Linked DNA regions of Mus musculus: region 1 is linked to region 2. The links are chromatin loops, found by intact Hi-C in ENCODE. Cell type or tissue: left cerebral cortex. All regions are shown on one strand. Each heading gives the region's core, and the rest is flanking DNA. Links, peaks and the distances in the headings are about the cores only.

What was found. A loop is a pair of places that touch in the nucleus more often than their neighbours do. Peaks named below come from ENCODE experiments on the same cell type or tissue, not always from the same donor. Only the 100,000 strongest peaks of a DNase experiment are listed, where the experiment ranks them.
Region 1: it touches region 2 in a loop (3-fold over the local background); 2 of 42 quality-filtered maps call a loop at or near these places.

The regions. Positions count from the first base shown.
Region 1 is chr6:91,342,336-91,350,120 of GRCm38, forward strand. No RefSeq gene overlaps it. Among named protein-coding and RNA genes, the nearest start is that of Gm30437, 65 kb to the right of the region's middle. In left cerebral cortex, for the core only: no CTCF peak of the experiment used is centred there; DNase peaks (open chromatin) are centred at 3,882 and 5,570; H3K27ac peaks cover 1,158 bases.
Region 2 is chr6:91,409,727-91,417,406 of GRCm38, forward strand. It overlaps Wnt7a (wingless-type MMTV integration site family, member 7A), which reads right to left and starts at 1,627. Exons shown (of 4, transcript NM_009527.4): 1 at 1,313-1,627. The coding sequence starts at 1,383. It overlaps Gm30437 (a long non-coding RNA gene), which reads left to right and starts at 1,602. Exons shown (of 2, transcript XR_377869.4): 1 at 1,602-2,285; 2 at 2,380-2,990. In left cerebral cortex, for the core only: a CTCF peak has its summit at 2,206 (motif pointing left); DNase peaks (open chromatin) are centred at 127, 1,568 and 2,166; H3K4me3 peaks cover 2,206 bases; H3K27ac peaks cover 686 bases.

The DNA of each region.
Region 1 (7,785 bases), core at 1,508-6,507, 66 kb before region 2:
TAAATTCCTTTACTATCTAGAGACTATCCATAAGTTCTGTGACTCTAGAGAACCCTGACTAATACACCAGCAATACAGTGAGGAAGAGCAGCATGGGGTGGACCACAGCATTCTGAAGTATCTGTAACCCCAGCTGGATAGCCAAGCATGTAGGCCTATGGGGCATTGCTTAGCCAGATAGCTTCACACGGCTGAGCGCAGGAGGAGCCGCAGGGTTGACGCTCACACTTGACTTTCTCACAGGGGAATCCTTGTATGTAGACAGTTCCCAGCCTAATGATGGCTCAACTTACTGTTTCCCCAACTTTACAACTGTGCAAAAGTCAATATACATTCCATAGACATTGTACCTATGAGTTTTAGTTTTTGGTTTTCTTTCCCAGCCTAGCAATGTTCAGCATGACATTCTTCCAAACACTGGGCAGTTAAGTGGTCACTCTGGTGGACTGCTGCTAAGCTGTGAGTTAGGGAGGGTTGTATGCATTTAATTTGCCTCCATATTAGGGTATTTTCAAGTTGGGGGGTATGGGGGAGGTTGTTGGCTCAATGCTCATTTTATGTAGAGAAGCAGTTGTACATTAATCCATTACCTCTTAGTCTCCATTTTGTTTCCAGCCTACTAAATGTGGCAGTAGATGTGAGATCTATGGCAGTAGATGCTGTAGATACTAAGGGGGTGTGTGATACAGAGGAGATTAGCTGACAAGGGCTGTGTCTCATTCCCAGAAGGGACTGTGCTTGGTGTACCCTGAGTGGAGAGGAGAAATCACATTAGGTTGGATACAGTGCTGTGTCCTGTTTATTCAGAAGTGTGGCTAAAGCAGGCAGGTAGCATGAGACTGGGCCAGCGTGTCTGCTCAACCAGGCATGGCACCAACGTGGCAGGTAGGTTTCTCAGGATCTTCTTTTTCCTGCTGATCTGTTGATGGGTTTCCCAAGGAGCAGTGCTTGTGTGATAAAGGGAGGCAAGGTGAGTGTGAGATCTTGGGCGGCAGGGCCAGGTACAGTAGCCTGAGCAGGCAGAAAACTTCCACTGAGTTCTGCAGGAACGCTCATCTCAGGTCTTTGTTCCTTCCCGTGCTGGATTGTCTTGGGCATCCTTCTGTTTGCTTTGTCAGCTGCCTCTCTAGTGATCATAGATGGAGCATGTTCCAAGATCTGCATGGATCATGATTTACTTCGAGGCATTCCTTCCAATGTATAGACAATTGGGCTGGTTCTGAGGCTTGCTCCTGGGAGTCACAACCTACCATCCAGAACAGACAGATCCTCGAGCTAGAGCCAGCCAAGGTGTTCTGCAGTGGCCCTCCGGCCTCTGCCTGCCTGAGGATGGCTGAGAAAGGGCATGGAATCAAGGGAGGAGCAGATCTTATAGCTTTGCCATGAATACCTTGGAACCCAATTCATAAAAGCATCTAATTACAGGGAGCCTGCATTTCATTGTCGTTTTGGTAATGACCTGCAACTGCATACAAATTACAGGGTACTCCCCCCACCCCCGAGTAGTGCTCAGCTTTCTGCAATGTGGAACTTTCCAGTTAGTGGCTGAGGCTCGGGTGAAGCCAGGGCAGAGAATACTCTTCTCCGGGACACTCTTAATAAATACTGTAGCAAGATAAATGGTATGAATCTGGGGGACGTGCACTTCCTACCAACTGTGAAGTGTGGCGTTCTCAAGTCTCTAGGCTGGACTACAGCAAGAAGGATTTGACTTGGGTCATGCAGCCTGTGCCTGTTTGGCTGGGGTCAGGGGATCCCAGAGGCAGGGGCATTGATAATCTGACTGCTTCTTCTGTTCCTGGGAGGGGGGGGGGTCTTACCAGTGCCTGTCCCTTTACTAAGCTCTCAAAGAACACAATGGAAGCCCTAGGGGAGGCTGTGTACTTTCTTACCCCTCTGCTCTCTCATCCTGTGCCGCATCCTTCCGTCATCGTGTCACTGCCTGGTCATGGTCTGATTTGTCAGTGTGGTCTAGAGAGTCTCTGGTCAGAGGGACAAGGGCTTTGGAGCAGGACAGCCCCGTGGATGTGTACATTGTCTCTTTGTCCTGATGTGGGCAAGGAAGGAATCTCTGTGCACATCTCCTTTGTGTGCATGAGAGAAGATGCCCAGGTGGGGTACCCAGGCAAGAGGGTTGTGGCCAGCACTTAGTGAAGCTGTGGTACAGACTGCAGGTCTCTGTCTAGTGGCCTCCTGGGACATCCTGCATTTGCATCTCCCAGGATGTCTTCTTACATAATAATGGAGTGTTCACCTCAGAGGTCTGGGCAAAAAGCCTGTGGAGGCACGTCAAAGGAGTGCCTGCAAGCAGGGGTACTCAGTGTCAGTGGTGAGCAATGGGCACTGCCGGTTCCAGAATGGAAGTCAGGATAAAGTTTTGGGGGCTGACTATGGCTCCTGTAGAGCCTTGCCTAGAATACCAGCTCAGACCACATCCTTAGCACTGCACACATATGCACATCCCTAGCACTGCCCACATATGCACATCCCTAGCACTGCACACATACGCACATTCTAAGTGCTGGGGGGGGGGGGTTGTTTGTTTTTTCTGAACTCATGTGACTTGCATGTTTGTAAAGACAAAAAAAAAAAAAAAAAAAAAAAAAACCAAAGTGAAAAAGTGAACCATCACACATTGGGGACATACAGTGGTAAAGAGCACATAAGGCACAAAGCCAAGGTTTCCTCCTGAGCCCCTTAAGTTTTTCAGAGGCAGCTACCTTAGCTCCTTGTCCCTCACTGTGGCCTCTGCCATGGGTTCACAGGCAACATACCATTCTCTGTGAATGACCCTGGACATGCCTATCCACAGCTGTCCTGTTCATTTGCTAGCAGTCTCGGACATTCTGCCACTTCTAATGTCACACCAGGTCTTTATTTTGAGTGACATGGGCTCTGAGGTGTGGATGATGTATTTAGTGCCCCTCCCCCACCTGTGGAAATGTGGGATGTTTCTGAATTCTTGTATGGGAGCTGCCTCGTTCCTCTCTGTGTGTGCCTGTAGGGTGGCGTGCGTGGATGCTGAGCCTTTGACACAGCATGCTCTCATGTCAGCCAACCCTCACTGGAAACCTGGTCTCAGTTGCCTTCAGGCTGTGGCTTCTCCCCGTGGACCAGGAGCTCCAGGCATGCTCAGAGGCTGCTGACATGTGGGTGCCGACTTGGTTCCCAAGTGACACTATTGAGAGATGTCTCCAGGTCACTGGGGCGTGTCTGTGAGGGGCGTATGGCACCCCAGGTCCATCTCACCGGTTCCTTCCACTCTCCACTATGAGTAAAGCAGCTGTGCTTTGACATCTGTCACCACTCCATAGTGGTGACACTGCCCAACCAGGGGCCTGAAAGCAGTGGCTGACAGTCATGGCCCCTGATCTCTGAAACGTTGACCCCAAAGAAAATGTTTCTCATTATAAGTGGCTCCTCTCAGGTATTTTGTTATTGTGACTGGAAACTAACAGAGATGCCACCGGGATGGACATCCATTCATCCTCATCCGCCCATTCTGTCCTACTCTTTACATCACTCTTCCTATAAATGTGGCGTGTCTTCCCTTCTGGATGAAACCCATGCCCCTAACCCCACACTGAGAGCTAGAGACAGTTAGATACAGGGAGGGACTGTTCATGTTCACTGAGGGCTATAGGGAACTGATGCATGGCTCAGGCCAGAGGGCAGTGGCCGACACTGGCCTTCTGGGGCCGCCCCCACCAGGGGCCTTCAGCCGTCCTTGGCCTAATCCTGTTTTCTGCCCAGCTGAGCAGTAGGAAGGCTTAGTTCTCACCCATTTTAATGCAAAGGAGGCTGCCTAGCCAGCTTGTTCTGAGCATGGTGACAGTGGCCATGAATGGGGACCCCAGTAACGGTGGCAAAAATGTGACAGGGCCCTCCATCAAGGTATTGTACGACAATTGGGACATTATAGTGGGTCCTGGAACCCTCTCAGGAAGGGGCGGGGCCTCCAGCTCATATGCTAAGCAGGGCCAAGCCCGCCTCAACCACCTTCTTTGGCCTGGCCATTGACCCCATTGTGTGAGGTGCTTGCACAGGGTTTAACTGCCTTTCTCCTTCCCTCACCCCCCCCCCCTTTCACCAGTGTTTAGACTCAGCCTGGGCAAAGGTGCCGGTCCTGGTGCCCTGCTGTGTGTCCTGGATGGGTGCTTCCCCCTCCGGGCCTTGGCTGGCAGTACCTCCGTGGAAGGGAGGTTCTGAGTGTTTGCCTTGAGCTGTATATACGCTACCAGCTCTTTTTACAGCCCCTGGGGAAGGGAATTTCTTGCTCTAGCTTGCAGATAAGGCCACTAGCTCTGGAAGCTGAGAAGCCACAAACATGGTGTGTGGGTGTGCATATAACCATGCATGAAGCCACTTCAGTCAAATCTCTTAGTGTGTACAGGGCACGGCATGAGCCTCACAGCAAGGCAGAGTCCACACTCCTGAGCTACAGAGGGTAGTTCAGGACACAAAGAGAAAGCACAGGCAGGGTCTGGCTGAGGCTCTTTCCTCCCTTCTGTGCCGTCCTGCCCAGACCAAACCAGATTCCATTGATCAAAGCAGTCTCCTTGCCCCTAAACCATAGGCCAGCCTGCTCTGCCAGCCCCCGGCTCCTCTCCATTTGCAGCTGGACAGCTTCCAGGGCCGGATTTGGGGAAGGCAGTAATGGACCACAGACTGAGTTTTAGAGTCACGGAGGCAAGGGCAGACACAGTGGAGGCTGGACCCCAGTGCAGCTGAGCTGTGGGACACCTCTCCTCCTGCCCCATGGACTCTCATCTACTCTCTCCTTAGCTGGGCACATCTTTGGCTGTCTAAACTTTCCAGAGTTGGTGACTGAAACTCAAAGGGCAAAGATGACTTATTTAAGGTCACATGATAAGTGAACTCTGCAGGGTCCGGCCGTTCTTCCCAAGATTGGGAGATCTTGGGAACCCTCTCAGCAGCCTGAAGATCCAGGATCAAGTCTGCTACATTAGGAGGCTAATGTGCTTATGTGCATGTATGGCTTTGAACATGTGGCTTTTTAGACCCCAAGTTCCTTCTCTGTCTCTTACTGTTGGGAAAGCCTGTAAGATGTTCAGTGGACAGAACAGTAGAACCTGGGTCAATTGAAACTCGGGTCCCATTCATTAAGGTTTGTGCCATGAACGAGGGTGGACGGTCTATGGTTTCTACTGCTAGGATGATTCCTGAATCCTGAATCCCTGGGGCTGATGGTGGAGAGGAGCTCACCAGAGCCAGGAAGAGTTTGCAGCTGCCACATGGTAAACGGGAGCAACGTCCTTCCATCTGGAGAGCATGGCTCATGGCAGTTTCTGAAGGCTTCCCTGAGGAAGGAGAAGAAAGTGGGGTTGTGGCCCCAGTGTGCAGTGCACAGAGAGACAGGCTACATATTGGTGAAGGGATGCCACCTCCCAGCAGGCACCTCCGATCTGAGCGGGCTGAGTGTTGAGGCAGAACTCAGCCAGCTACAGAAGCTGGGGGAGGCACCCTAGTGAAGGAAGTGCAACTGGCCTCAGGCTTGAGAGGGAGCTCAGTTCTGGGACCCGCAGGGCCCTTCCTTCCCAGAGTGCTCTATCGGGAGTCCCCCGCCTCCTGCTGATTACAAATTGCTCTGTGATTTTCTCCCATTACCATGGTGACGGCAGGCCTAGCATTTTAAGCAGCAGTAGGATGCAGCTGGATCTTTTAAGTCCAGGGCTCTGCAGGATCCCTCTCCTCCTTTGTCTTCCTGGTCTTCTTTCCTGTTTATGCGCCATTTACTCCCTCCTCCATCCTTTCATTCATTCATTTCTTCCTCACACAGCCTCTCTTCATTCATTCATTTGTTCGTTTGTTCATTCATTCATTCATTCATTCATTCATCCATCCCCTTTCCTCCCCCATCAACCCCTCACTTCAACAGTTCCTGGCAGCCCTCAGTTTGGTAATGATGGCCAGAGACTAACCAAGCATCCAGAATGTCAGATGTGTCCCTTGATGTGACAACCAAGTCCATCCACCTCAGCCACATGACCTCAGACCTCCAACTTCATCCCATTCTTTGGTGGCTCTAAGAAGCAGGTCCCCCCCTTGCTATTCCACTGTGATTACTTAGTGACAACTCAGTCCCACGGGTTCCCAGCTTCCTGGTAGCTGTGTTACACCCTGGCCTTTGGTCACTATTGTCCCAGCATCTCAGAAGCCACATGCACCTGGGAGGGAGCAGCAGGACACAGCCCTCTGCAGGATGGTGCTGCCCTGACCCAGGCCTGGTGTAAATGGCTTTTCAGAGCTGTTAAGTTATGCCCTGGAAGAGCTGGTTTTCACAGCCCCTCCCTCCCATCCCATCCCCACCTTACTCTCTACTCAGGAGGCTGCCACTCCCTTAGTAGAGCATCAGGGAAGTGAGCCCGCCCCCTGCCCCCACCCCCCTTCTAGCCATAGTCCTTGATTTTGCCCTTCTTGTGGCTCCAGATCTGAGCTCGGTGACCCCCTTTCTCCTCTGTCTTGTCACCCAGAATGGCAAGGGTTGTGTGCAGCTTGTCTCTCGGTCCTGTGGGCTCCCTGCTGTCACACCTCCATGTGCCTCTTGCTTTGGCGGTCTTCATTAGTTTGTCTCCTGTCCATCTGAGGCCTGAGCCTGCCCTCAGTTTCTGTCCGTTTTTAGTGGTTCCTGGAGGTAGGAATTCTGGAGCTAGATGACTGGGTTATAATCCCAGCCCTAACAGACTGTGATCTGCCCTGTCAAAGCTCTGTGACCTTGGGAAATTGTTTGCCTCTCTGTGGCCCACTTGTAGTAACTATAATGCCCATCCCAGGGGGCTGCCTTGAGGACTAAGTCCCTTAGCACCACTGAACACAGGACCAGCGAATACTAGTAAGTAACAAATGACACTTAAATACTCAGTGATTCACAGGCATTCATCCTGATTCCCGTACCAAGTTCTTGTGAAACCGTGTGCCTTGGGGGAAGTGACAGGCAACTCTGGCATTCGATCCACGGAGACTGGCAAGCCTTTCAGCCCAGAGCACTGGTTACTAACACAAGGCTGGGGGTCCCTCCATCCTCTGCCCTCTCACATTCTCATCCCACCACATTCTTCTCATAGCCCCCTTTCTGGCAATGAAACATGGGCAACCCTTGGCAGTGTGTGACTTCATACACAGGACCCTGTGACTCGCCATCATCCCTGTGGCCTCACACTGCTCACCTTCCACTGCCTTTTGCCTGCCACGGGTATGCTAGAGGGCTGCAGGCCCCCTTGCCCATCCGGCCTGTAACTGGAGCTGTGGCGGTGTGGCCGAGTCCTGGTGGCCAGATCGCACAGGTATCAGTGACTGCCAGTGCCCCGTTTTCCTTCACACCGGGACACAGTTAACAATGGCTGACAGTCCTCACAAGGGCCAGGCTCCCCCAGGGAGAGGCCCCAGCATGCTATCAGGCCTCACGATCTCAACCCTTAAAAGGCCTACCCTCCCTGCTGACATATCACACAAATGGGGCCTTCAGCCATTGCCAGGGACCGTCTGCTGCCCTGGGAATGTGGGCCGGAACCTGGGCCCCCGTGCCAGCCAGTCCTGCAAGACTTGCCCTTTCCCTTCGTGTGAACCTGCCTCTCCAAGCACCTGACCATTTTTCCTCTCGCAGCCTGGATTACACCCCATGAAAGCCCTTTGTTCCCTGGCTGCCCAGCTTCTGCCAAAGTAGCCATCTGCCTGTGGGTAGTTGCTCAGACCCTGGGCCACTCTCAGGAACCAGTGCTGGTCCAGGTGTTAGGTGACATAGTGGCTGAAGGGATGGGCATACCA
Region 2 (7,680 bases), core at 1-5,000:
CGGCCAGAGCCAATGAGCCCGACCTCGCTTCCTGGATGCTGGATGAGTGGATGAGCGCAGGGCGGTAGTGCGCGGGCCAAGATGAAGATTAAAGCAAGTGGGGGGGAAAAAAAAAGAAAAGAAAAGAAAAGCCATCCAGACGCGGGCGAATCAATAACACTTAAAACACACCCGCAGGCAGGCAGCGCGCGAGCCCAGAAGCCGCCTCTCGATCCGCGGTTGGGCTGGAGGCCGCCTAGTCCACTCAGAGCGCACTTGGTTTTGAAATCCCATTCCAGAGAGGTGGGGTTGGGGAAGTGGGAACCCTGAGGGTGGCGGCGGAGAAACACAAAGGGTCTGCCACACACGCCCCCTGGCCTTGGGTCCAGTTCTTCCCAAGGCAGCGACAGGAGGTTCACAGGTAGTAGGGGTGTATAGAGAGAGGCAGGTGTGAAGCCTCCCAAGGTAGCCCTTTGGCGCTAGGACCTCTGTCTATGATTAAAGCCCCCCACGTCCCCAAAACCGTGCTGCACACAAGTCACTTCCTAAGTACAAAGAGAGGCCGCGCAACGCAGCGCAAGAAGCCACCTGCTTCCACTTTCCAGTTAGAGTGTCTCCTGCCCCACCTCCTGACGCCTGGGTTCTTTGGCTCCCACCCCAGCGACCCCAGGGTCGGCTGTCTTGCTTTCTTTGGGTGGCGGCTAGAGAGCGTCTCTCCTTGGTGTCTCCGACTAGCCATTAACTATCTCTGGTCGTACTATTTGGTTCTGATTGTTAAATGTGCTGTCCTCCTAGCTTGGGAAGGGGGTCTGAGGGCCGCTGGAAATGAGGCGGTGCCAGAGCTCTGAAAGGTGGTTTATGCTTTTGCCAGGGAACACCCCCAGTCCTGGGCCCACGTTTGCTACATGAGTAGCCCTGTCTGCAAAAGGGCTGCGCTCACAATATCGCGCGTAGAATTCCTGCTGGGAATTGAGCTCTCTAGGGGTGGCTGTGGTCCTGCCGGATCTACTGTGCTTGTGGCTTGCGCGCAGGGGCGGGGGGTGGGGCGGTTCCTGGGGACCCCATAGAGCAGATATTCGCTTCCAGAAACACTTAACTGTCTGTTTCTGGAGGTATCCCTGACTCTGAGATCCTTGGGATGGCCGATCCCCTGCCCGAGTCTGTGGAATTGCGTGCGCCCCTGGGTTGTCCGCTCACGGGGAGCCTTTGTGCCCTCAGGGTTCCTGCACCTCCCACTGCCTCTCCTGAGCTAAGTTGGGCAGCGCGCCTCCCTCCCGGGCCCAGTCAACTTTGCCTCCGTCGCACGCGCGGAAAGAACGCGCGCGGTGCTTACCCGATCCGGAGGTAGACTATGCCCAGGCTGAGAAAGAGGTGGCCCAGGCAGCGCCGCGCTTTCCGGGTCATAGTCCCCGCTGGTGGCGGGTGCCACGGGCCGGGCTGTGCTGATCCCGCCAGCCGGGCCCGGCGGGGCAATCCACATAGCCTGCGCAGGGGGCGCGGGCCGAGGCTCCCTGGGCGGTCCGTCGGTGCGTCGGTCCGCGCTAGGCACTGGAGACTGTCCCAGAGCGCGGGAGCCGCGGAGCCAGAGGAGGGGAGAACAAGCGCAACAAGGGGCGCCGCTGCGCGCCAGCGATCGCGGCAAGTGTTTGAGGCGCGGGGACTGCGGGGCGCTGCTGCCTCCCGCCCCCGCCCCTCCCTCTCCGCCCTTCCCCCGCCCGCCTCCCGGAGCGCCCGCCCCGCGCCCAAGCGCCCGCGGGTCGAGGATGTCTGCCCCGAGCGCGCTCCCGCGGCGCTCCTCCGAGCTCGCGGCGGTGGGAGGCGGGGGCGTGGAGCGGAGTTGGGGGTGGAGGGCGGTGGAATCCTGCCTGCCTAGCATCCTTCGCTAACTCGCAGGTTGAGACCAGCAGGTGCCCAAGGGCCATCCTCTGGGTGTAGAGGATATAGGCTCATTTCAGAACCCTCACGCCTTGTTAGAGCTCTGTCACACGGGCCAGAAACAGGGAACTGGGGTGGAGACTCCTGCAGAACTACTACCCCACACATTCTCTCCTCACCCTCGTCTGTGCGAGGGGCTGATTGCACCTAAGGCGAGACGTGACAGGATCCTCCGGAATCTTGCTACCGGTGGAGACTTGGAATTGGACTGGAGCCCAATGACCAGTAGCAGAACCTGAGAACACGCGCAGGTGAAAGCTCAGAGCGCTCTCACGGCGACACCTGCTGGGTGCGGCAGGTGGTGCATTCTGGCCTTTTGTCTTTCTGATCAGAGACACGCAGCCCAAGTTTCAGTTGGAGAAACTGAGGAGGTGAAGTCAAACTCAAAGTCACTAACAGGTGAATAGCCAGATTGGAACAAGGTAGCCCCAACTCTAGTGACCCCTACTCTTCTCTCCACTCCAGGCCTGCTTAGCCTTCCAGACTGCAGTTCTTCATGCATACCTTCATGTACAGCCGCTGTTCACGCATGCGTCCACGGGCTACTGGCGCCAGCCATGCTGACAACCGTGGATTCAAGGAACACGGGAGACCTTGGTCTGGGTACAGCCTGGGGGGGGGGCGCTTTCAGAATATGGCCACTACATTGTTCAACCAATCTCCATTGCAAGGAGTTCTCTGTGCGCGCCTTCCTTGCCTCTGGGCAAGCCTGTGATAGCTTCCTCATTGACAGGTGCAGATGATGGTAAATGGATACGTACAGGAGCCCTGTCCAGTAAGCACATGCATAGCTTCAGATGGCACCGGCTGGTGAGAAGGTCACAGGACCGGGGACCGGGCAATGGGAAAGAGGGTTCTGTGCACTAAAATGTTTGTTTTAGCTCTGAGGAAGTGGCTGGGCTGTCCGCAGCAGATCACAGGATTTGGGCCCATTATGGTAGAAGCTAGGAGTGGGTGAAGGAGGAGCAAGGATGAAGAGAAAGAAAGCCAGTGATGTGGAGGGAAGAGAGGGGGACTGTATTCCTAGAAGAGTTTGGAGTCCAATGGAGACCCTGGAGAATAAAGCAGGTAACTCATTTGTGTGTGTGTGTATCTCTGGGTGTCCCATGGAGACACTGATGGGGGCTGGGAAGGGAATTGGACACTGGGGAGCCTGTTGGACTAGGGAGACTTCAACATGGGTTCAGGGACAGATGGGACATTTGTGCTGGAGAACTTTTATTGCCGTTTTGGCATGAATCTGACTGAAGTGGAGATAGCCTTGACCCACTGGTCCCCCAGCTTCCACCTCAGGGGTGCTGGGATTACAGACTGTGCACTCCCACCCTGCTTTATAGGATGTCAGGGATTGAACCTAGTTCTTTTCTAGTGCTAAACCAGTACTTTCCCAACTAAGCTATATCACCCCCCCCAAGCCTGGGGGTGCTTTCAGAACATGGCCACTACAATGTTCAGACGTTCTCCATTGCAAGTTCTCTGTGTCCTCCTGGCTCGCCTCTGAGTGGGCCTGTGATGGCTTCCTCAATAACAGGGAAGAGGTAATGGTGCAGGTGAATGGATGCATACAGGAGCCCTGACCCACCCTAATGACTGCTGTGCTGTGAGGAAACCAGGAATATGTACAGCCACTGCAGCCCACAGTCCTAATTGTGACCTTGACTGGTGGGATCCATTATGATTGCTACACAGGTCACTGAAGGCCCTCCAGATGCCACCAGCCATCCACTCAGTCTTCCTGGCTTCAGATTTGCCCAGGTGAGGCATTGTGGACAGTGTCTGGGTGTCCTCTTTACCCATAGCACATTCTCTTGTATTCCTCCTCTGTCTAGTCATCTGAGGTCTCCTCCAGAACATCTCTCTGGTGTGTCACTTCCAATATGCACCATTGTCATCTTAAAGCAGAGTCATGCACGTCATGGATGTTGGGACACACATGACCTGCAAGTCCTGTGGCAGCTGTGGTGACAGCAACAGCCCTGGCAAAGGCTGAGGGCATCTGCTGGGAAAGGGAAGGGGGGGGGGGGGGAGGAAGAACTGATTGGAAAACAAGCTGAGACAGAAGAGTGGGTGGGAAGAACCCAGTCTCCGCCCTTCTCCTGCAAGGAGTTCTCTGTGCCCTCCTGACTTGCCTCTGGGCAGGCCTGTGATAGCTTCCTCGGTGTCAGGGAAACAGGAATGGTGCAGGTGATGGTACACAGATGCATACAGGAGCCATTCTGAGGATGGCGGAATGGCCAAGCCCAGAGGCAGCACTGCCCCCCATGTCTGCACTGCCCTCAGAACTGCACTATGTTACCTCAGAGCCCTCTGACAATGCTGTGAGGCCCTGTTCTCATTATCACATCCCTGTTTATATGAAGAACGCGATCGTGGAGTATTAAATATCCCCATATCCTCACAGCCAGTAGTATATGATAGAGTTGAGATTTGAACTTGAAGCACTGGTTCTAGCCATAGCTCCCATGTTACGTGTGTGTGTGTGTGTGTGCGTGTGCGTGTGCGTGTGTGTGTGTTAAAGGCATTAGATGCACATTGAACATGGGCAAAGGCGCACCCTATCCTTCCTCTTTGTATAACTCCAATGCCTTTAGCTCCCTTTCCACCTGGTAAGTTTGTAACCCACCCACATCCCCACTCACCTGAAAAGCTTGCCTTGACCCACCTGGCTTCTACCCACGGTTCTTGGTTTCTTCTTCATCCATTTTTCAAATATTCATCAAGGATTAATGTGTTCCAGGCTCTATAGAATCTAGAGATATAGAGGGTCCGATATTCTCTGCAAATCTTTGAATGAGTCAGACACATATCCCTACATAGGACCAGGTCTGTATTTGTAGATAGCATATTTTTATTGTAATTCTTCCTTGGGTTTCCAGTGCCCTTGGGCTTGTCTTGGCAGAGCCCTTCCCATCCTAAAGGATATCCAGGCTCACCCCAGAGGCCTCTCATTAGAGTACAATCTCCTCATAACAAAGTCCTTCTGCTCTGATTACACAACTGCACAGAGCTTATGTCAAACCAAAACCATGGCTTGCTGAAGAGATCGCACATTTGGGGATCAGCTAAGCATGGGGTTTGGTGCCAGCTCTGCCACTTATTAAATTCATGGTCCAAGACAGTTTTTCATTCGCTTGTTTGTTGGGTATGCTCTGCAGCTAGTAACTTCTAGGTCAATTACTAGAGGGGGTTGAGAGTTCTGAAGGAGAAACTTTATTTAAAGCATCCCAAAGTCCTGAGCCCTAGATCAACTGTCTGGGACTGTCTGCAGAAGTTCTTTTTTTGCAAATTTCTGCTAGCCCAGGATCTCCCCCCACCCCACCCCACCCCCATTTGCAACCACTACTTGGATCATTGAAAGAGCTGTCCCGGTGGGCTTCTTGTTCTTCAGGCAAACCAAGCATACCTGGGCAGGCGCTCACTCTGGGCTTTGTCGCCACCTGTTGGGGGCAGAAGAAATAACCAGCCCAGTCCCAGAACCACAGTTAACAGTTGCTACTAAGAGGTGCCTGGTCTCAAGGGAATAAGATGGAGAGCAACACAGTAGGACACCCAACATCCTCCTCTAGCCTCTGTAACTCATACACAGGTGAACACACTAGTAAACGCTTGTGCACACATAACCCCCCACAACACACACACACACACACACACACACACAGAGAGAGAGAGAGAAAAAAAAGAGTCATAAAGCAAAAAAAAAAAAAAAATCATAGGCTATAGAACCCCTTTTATTAATGAAGTATCGAGCTGCTGGGGCCTGTGCTAGGCAGACTACTGACAAAGAATAAGTGAAGTATGCTGGTGCTCAGAGGAGAAGCACAGCTGATGTGACTCAGTGGCTTGCGAAGAACCTCAACTAGCAGCAAAGAACGTCTCTGACAAAGAAATCTGTGCTGGTACAGGGTGATGAAAAGCACCCATGGACCACCCTGAAGACCCTAGCCAGGACACTTCTTCCCATCATAGTGGCTGTTATGCTTCACCGATGTGGCCTGTGTCACCAGCATCCACCAAAGAGATGGATGTGACACCCAGGTGATTCTTTCAAGAGCCTGAGCATCCAGCCCATGGAGAGCGACGGTTAGAAAGAAGCAGTCAGAAGTGACAGGAGTCACCCAGGCCTCTCTTATGAAAGCTTTGGGCCTCCTGCCCTGGAGCTCTTGCCTGCAGATCCTATCCCCCAGGGTGAGAGCAGGTAGGACAGGACAATGAGGCCTGGAGACCCTGTTCCCATAGCTGGGGAACAGCAGAAACCCAGAGCCCCATGACAGTCAGCTGCCACGTGACAAATTACCCTCCCCAGCTTTTAGCTTAAAGGTGGAAAGCTTTGTTTGATATCAGAGGTTTAGGTCCATGGATGCTTAACCCTGTTGTTAGGCAGCTCATCATAGCAAGAGGCTGTTGGGGAAAAACACACTCCCGTCATGACATCCAGGAAGCAAGAGAGGGACATGAAGGAGCTGAGGTTCTCTTCTCTTCTTCAAGGCCTTGCCCCCAGTGACTTAACATCCTCCCACTGGAAGGCCCAGTTCCCTCCCAGTAGCACCTCAAGCTAGGAACCAAGCCTTTACATGGGCCTGTAGGGACAGCTAAAATCCAAACTAGGACGCTCCATTTGGTTAAGAGGGGGAAGGACTCCCACTTCCGCTCAGTGCTGTCAGGGAGAGCAGCCTGCTGCAGTCCATGGTTAACTTCTTGCACAGGGGACAGAAGTGGCTTGGGCCCAGTTTCTCCTCATACAGGTGACATTGGAAGATGAAGGAGAGCAGGCCCTCAGCCCCTTGCTGGTCCTCATCTCTCCAACTCAGAATCGGTGCCTGGCATGCTGGTGCTGAGTCTGGCTCTCCCCAGAGTGCTGTGTTTTGGGAAATAAGTGTTCGAGTCCCCAGAAGTGAGACTTTAAAGCATTCTTGCTTTTAGATGGACACAAACCCAATGTCCCCTCCCAGTGCTCCCACGAATGAATCTGTGTTCACGCTAAACCCACTCTGTAGTCTGCGGTTCTTGGGAAGAAAGCAGATTGAAAGCCTGTGAGTTACCCACCACCGTCAGCCATGCCGTGGAGGAGCCAGGCAAGTGGAGAGGGCTAGGGACGCTAACTCCCATCAGCACATTGGGGCTGTACAGGACCAAGAATAAACTGCCTTTTGCCTGAGTGGGTCAACGCTGCCGTCTGTCAGTATCAACCACTTCAAAGCTGGGCTTTGTAGCATTGATCACACTTTCTTCTGCTGATTTGAGAGTAGCACAAGATGCCACAATGGCTAATTCTAGTTGTCAACTTGACTGCATCTGGAATTAAAATTCAAGCACTGTGCCCTCCTGCGAGGGGTTTTTCTTCATCAGATTATTTAGAATGGGAAGACCCACCCTAAATGTGGGTGGCATCTTCTGGTGGTAGATCAGATAAAGGACAACTTTGGGGTTAACTCTCTTCCCCTGATCTTGTGAGCTTCTGAGTGAAATTATGAAATGGAAACAGAAAGATTCTGATCCACAGTGGCCTAGCGAGCACCATCGCCATCCACACCACTCACGTTGGGGCTTGGTTTTCCAGGGGAAAGGAAAATCTCTCCATTTGGTCTTGTCTGTTTCTTAGTGAAAAGGCCCTGAGTACTGTGTGTCTGTTTCTTATTCCCCAGGCTCCGGACAAAAACTAAGCCCAGAAGACCAGCAGCCTGTCTCACTATTTCCCCTCCTGAGGCTGGGATACATGCACTACACCTGTCCTGCCCTCTCCTGAGCCCTGAACAGGCTACTCTGGCC